Linked DNA regions of Homo sapiens: region 2 is linked to region 1. The links are chromatin loops, found by intact Hi-C in ENCODE. Cell type or tissue: GM12878. All regions are shown on one strand. Each heading gives the region's core, and the rest is flanking DNA. Links, peaks and the distances in the headings are about the cores only.

Region 1 (2,917 bases), core at 140-2,639:
CAGGTGCTGGGCAGTAGGGAGGAGTTAAAACATCGCTTGGAATGTTCCGGCGAGGTATCATCATGTATGGGCTTAATAAGACGCCATGACAGCAGAGGATTCTTACTCTGTGGGAGCTGACTCTAGTCCCCTGTTAGGAGATGGCAGGAGCAGCTATTCACACATACTTGTGAAATAAAACTAAGTTACACTCACACAGAGCCGTAGTGACTATAAAGGCAGTGTACACAGCTAGACGCTTTTAACTGAAAACACAAATTTTAACAGAATGTTGGTAAAGACATGGAAAATGTAGTTTCCCCATTTCTTGTAAACGTGGTTTCAGCTCTCACATCTATCCTATCCTGTATCTGTCTACATAATGCCTGTCACATGTCCACCTTGAAATCCACAGGGTATTGTGGGTGGATCTGAGAACTGCTAGAGAAAATTCTGAGATGGAATCACAATGGCATGATGACTCATTTTTCTTTATGTGTATCTGTCTTCAATTTCTTTTTCTCGTGGCAGAGTTTTAAGGGGTTACTGGTATCAGGTCCTGAATTCATTTGCTAAAGGTAGCTGCGGGATTTCAGAAAAAGCAGTTATTAAAAATAGTTGGACATTACCAGGAGAAACATCACTCAGGTCTCCAGTGGTTGTGGTTCTGCAAAAGTGTGGAGCTGTGTTTGATTTAAAATAACCAAATCTTTTTCTGGAAGTGTGTGCAAAGCTAGAAAGTAAGCTTGTAGAGAAGAAGGCATATTTTTGTATATTTTTGGGCAATGCAGTACCAAGTTATGGTATTGGAGTGGTCATGTTTACTAACTACTGGGAATGAATTTCTCTTCCTAAGCTATACATGACTTGATGTGTTGCTGAATTAGAGGACTGGAGTCCAGGGACCATGGACTTGATTTTCTTTGCATTATATCACTACACCCTCTATTGCTAGCTACAGGGGCGTGTGTGCTGTTGCTGGGCAATAAATACCCATGGCATTAAACATACTGACAAAACTAAGGATGGAAAGAACAGAAAGACATATTCACATCTTTAAAAGTGTATAAGAATTAAACTTCTCTATAATATTTTTCTAGCAACTGCACATTAGAATTAGAAAGACAAGCAACCACTTTAAATTAGAATACACGTTTGTTTTCCCCCGCAGGGAAATGAAGTCAGGGGGTGCTACATACCTTCTCTGTTCTGAAATGGACACATTTATTTCTCAGTAAATAACTTTTTTGGGGGTAAAATTACATTGGCCACTGTAGAATTCAATGCTTTCCTTCTGCGTATTTTTTTTCAAAACATTAATATTTTCTCTGCCAACCTTTGAATTCAAATGGGTGTTCTCATGGCTTTGGAGCTTTTGTTTGCATCATTAGAAATCCTTTTAAAAATGGGTGAATTAATTTGGTGGAATTAGGTTAACAAGTCATATCTGAAGCGCACTGGTTTACATTGTGGTTTGTGGTGAGTTTAAAGGCGGTTTCGTGAGAAAACTCCAAGTGCTGAAAGCAAACCTTTCTCAGCCCATAGTGTCTTGATGTACTAAGCACAGAATTTCCTTTTGTGGTCTAGGGTGACCTGGCATTGGATAATAAATATCTGTCAAAAGATTTCCTGAGGTTGACTGGAAGCATCATTGACACTTGAAGTTGTTGCTTTCACAGCATTATACGGTGAAACCGGAAAACTTTTCTTTTTAGTATATTGAAGTCACGTCTCTTTGTAATTATCTCCTAATAGACAATAATCATTTAATCCCCTATTAACTCGAATACTCACACCTCTTTTTGTTGTGTGGTCCAAGAAGTTATGCATAATAACTTCTGCATGAATCTTGCATTTCTTTGTTTACTCTTTTATTATCGTGTTTGTCCAACATTTGGAGAAGAAAAAACAAAAACAAAACAAACCGATGACTCCCCAGTTATCAAAAAAAGTCTTGTTAGAAGTTTGAGAAAGAAACACTCACACACACACACACACACACACACACACACACACGCCCCACACGGAAAGCCACAGCATGCTCACATTAACTGTGGAAACTGTTTTCCATTAATGTGTAATCAAGAAGCAGGCAGGCCATTTACTTTGAAAAATAAAATAAGAAACCAGTTGCCCTCCCCTCCATGCCCTTCCAGATTAGACTAAGCCCCCACATTCGACAACCTGTTTGTCAAACTTAGCCTCTCAAAGAATAAATTCCCTTTTTTGTCGCAGAACCAGTAACAAATCAGGAGGGGTGGATTTTTTGTAATGAGTTAAAATATTCCAAAAGCTTAAGGCTTCCATTGCAGTTGACCTTTAAGGCATGTTGCAGCAACAAAGTTAATTCACTCTGCACATGTTGCACAGCAACAGGTGGTAGACAACCACGGGGCCTGTGTGCATTCCTCCGTTTGCAAACCCCTGGCCCCTGGTATTCTGGGATTTACACTACCTCCCCCAGGCCCTGACTGACAAGCTAATCGGTGTGCTGGGAAGCGCTGAGCTATTGATTCCACTGTAACAGAACACCACCCTGTCAATGAAACTGCAATGAAATGCTTCAGCAACGAAGAAAGGGAGGCATTCGACTGTTGAGCAACTGGAAGAAATTTGCTTGTAGGTAGTGCGGCAGAAATGAAAAAGCTCTCCGGAGCAGGGCCTTGAAAAGCCAGGTTATTAAAAAAGCCACAAAGCTGGAGTCTGGCTGAGTGGAGAAAAACAGTTATGGTTCAGTTAGGCGTATCTAAAAGAAGAAGGGAGGAGGGGGTGCAGCTTTCAAAATTGCATTAATCCCTCGAGTACTTAATTTCTTTTCTTTTATGGAAGCTTGTAGTATAGCAACAAGTATTCAAGCAGTTAATAATTTTAAACAGTTTAGCTTACCTTAGGCAATATATCTTTAGCCTTAATTAAAATTTTATTTTAGTAGGAAAAA
Region 2 (2,917 bases), core at 181-2,680, 64 kb after region 1:
TTCTCTTTTACATTCAACTCGAAGATGAGTAGTCCAGGTTGGTGGAAGTTCCCTGTTCCACAGAGTCATTCAGGGACTCAGGCTCCTTCTGTGGGGAGTTTCCAGTTGAAGATAGGTCACAGCCCCTACTGAGTTCCAGCCAGCAGGAAGGAGATAGAGGCATGGAGGAGGCAACGACCCAAGGCCCAGGCTGGGAAATGGCACACATTACTTCTTCTCATATTCTTTGGCCATAAGTCAGTCATATGACCACATCTAACTGCAAGGGAGGCAAGGAAATGTGGTTTATCCATATGACCCAGAAGTAGGGAAGGATAGATTTTTGTGGGCAACTAGCAATCTTCATCCAACTGATTTGTTAAATGTCTTTGTAGCTGTAAACTGACTCTCCATGCCTGGGCCCTGAAGCTTCATGGCCATAAGATTTCATGCTTCGTGTTAAGAAAGAATATCTGTCTACGTGCAAATGAATAAACTGTCTGATATCAAATAATCTTCTGTCTTTAGCCTTTCTTATCTTCCTTTAAAAATGATCATAAACTTTCCTACTTAAACTGTCAGGCTTTATTTTCCTCCTATATGAGGAAAAGTTCCTGTACATTAACTTCATCTTATTTCTTTGTTTAATTAGACAGTCTCTATTTGGCATAACCCAAGCCTGATTTAAATTTCTTTTTTTTCCCTCATCTATTGTCTCTCTTATGGCCTTTTGTAGAAACTGTACTAATTTAGTGAATCTTTTATCTTGATCAGCCTCATCAAGCAAAGAAGTTACTTTTTTTTTTTTGGAAGTGTTTGTGAAAATTCTTTTGTATAGCTACTTCCTCTTAGGGGTTGGTCTTTTGTGCTTCTTACTTAATTCCATGGCTGTCAGTTCTAACTAAGGATGCTCCCAGTAGTGATGCTGGTGTAAGAGACAGTGTCTGCTTCTTTGGAACAAATGAATTTTAAAGATCCTCGTGGAGCACCTTAATGTCCCTCTGCTCAATCTCTTAAGAACCCACTTTTGTATCTATTAAATCTATCAACAGCCCTGGTGTTTGCGGGGGACAGGCTCTGTTTTCTTGATAAATTCATGAACACACTTTATTGTTTGGCTTTTTCTTAATCTTAGGTATAGATTTTCCTAGAAAAAAAAACCTAGGATGGTTCTGCCTACCTCCTCCTTGCAAGACAGAAGTATCATCAGCGTGCTGTTTTCAGTTTTATTGGTAGATCTCTCACAATGTGCTCTAATCTTTGAAACTGGGAAGGGAAAAGGAACCTCCCTGCTGAATTCCCCTCACAGCCCCTCTGCTGCGGGGCCCTGAGGCTCTGGAACCAGGCAGGGGTCGGGGGAGCGCAGTCTTTAGCTGTGCTCCTGCCCACTCATTACTTCCTCTATGAACCACAGCAGAGTTATGCTTGGACAATTTGCCCTGTTGTTCTCCACTCTTCATTGCCTTTTGCACCAGTCAGAACAAAACGCTGAGTCTCCCATGGATCAGAAAGAAGGGGAAAAAGGGGGCTTATCCATTCTCACCCATACACACCACACACACACACACATACACACCACGCACACACACACGAAAATATAATGCCTGTTTTCAAGCACCAGTTATGTACTAAGCACTTTGTATATACTGTATGCAAATTTCTCTTCATCCTTATAAACTAGCTGTTAGTTATTATCTCCTTTGTGCTCATTTGATCACTGAGCTTCAAGGGCCATACAAGCAGGCTCAGCTGACCTGACAGGACCTTGGGCAGAGAGGGCTGTCAAGAAGGTCCCCAATTCAGCCTTCTGCTGCCTTCTACATCTTGCAGCACATTTGCCCCTTTGAGATAACTGAAATTTTTTGAGCCTTCTGCTACTTGAGAAGATATGCTCCCTGGAGTTTCTATCCTTTGCAAAATCCTGGGCAACCTTGTCCGTTCTTCTGTCTCCCAAATCTGGACCTAGAATCCCTAACATCTCACCTAAGCTCGTGATGGGCATATCCAGGGACTTCTAAATTCATCTTCTGGCTATTCATGAAGAGTTAGCATCCTCTTTGCCCCACTCCACCCGCAACACACATATACATTCTTTATCTGCTATTATTCCCTGACATTTAAGACAGAAACCAGGAGTCACCCTCAGTTCATCTCTCCCCTCTAGTCTCCCATCTAACTGATCAGTGTGTCTTGCAGGACTGACGAGGGCAAAGCTGGGCCTCAGTGCTCCCGATACTCAGGCCCCAGTGGCCTCTTTTTGGAACAATTGTTTTGGACTCTTTCACTGACTCCTCTGCCTTAGGTCTCACTGGCTTTGATCCCGCTTTTCTATGGTGGCCAGAGGGACCTTTCTAAGATGCAGAACTAACCAGACCACTCTCTAAACAGAAAATTAAGAAACCCTGCAGAGAGCAAGTCCAGGCCCAGTCCTGCAGCATTGAGGCCTGCCTCCTCTCCGTCGCACTTTTATCTTGCAGTCTGATCTCCAAGCCCCACTCCCTTTGGAATATGCTAGGGGCTCAAGTGGTGTGAATGTCCCCAACCTCCAGGCTGCTGGTCTAGTTGTATGAGATACTCTCATTGCGTACAGTGCCCATATCCTTACAGTTAAAGCCTGTTTAAGACAACCCTGCCTTTCCTGCCATAACCTCACACTGACTAGAGACACACGCAAATGGGCAGGCATGCGTGCCCCCCACCCTGCCAAACACAAGGCAAGCCAGGCGTGCTTCTCTTTAACCATTATAAAGATGAATTTGTCTGCCCTCTCTTTCTTTGAAGAAGTCATCTCCTTGAGGACAGGCATTGTGTCTCTCTTCCAGTTGTCTCCAGCCCCTTGCCCAGGCACCTCCAGGATCATATTTGTTGCGTGGTTGATTTGTCCACTGCCAGATGTTCAGGAGCATGTGTTTCTTTGTGGAAGCTCTGCACTGCCACA

What was found. Hi-C counts contacts between places; a loop is a spot of excess contacts. Peaks named below come from ENCODE experiments on the same cell type or tissue, not always from the same donor. Only the 100,000 strongest peaks of a DNase experiment are listed, where the experiment ranks them.
Region 2: it touches region 1 in a loop (4-fold over the local background); 3 of 110 quality-filtered maps call a loop at or near these places.

Annotation. Positions count from the first base shown.
Region 1 is chr15:96,036,331-96,039,247 of GRCh38, reverse strand. All of the region lies in intron 1 of LOC112268156 (a long non-coding RNA gene), which reads right to left. Among named protein-coding and RNA genes, the nearest start is that of NR2F2-AS1, 290 kb to the left of the region's middle. In GM12878, for the core only: no CTCF peak of the experiment used is centred there; DNase peaks (open chromatin) are centred at 417 and 1,527; H3K27ac peaks cover 631 bases.
Region 2 is chr15:95,972,526-95,975,442 of GRCh38, reverse strand. No RefSeq gene overlaps it. Among named protein-coding and RNA genes, the nearest start is that of NR2F2-AS1, 350 kb to the left of the region's middle. In GM12878, for the core only: no CTCF peak of the experiment used is centred there; a DNase peak (open chromatin) is centred at 1,552; H3K27ac peaks cover 1,715 bases.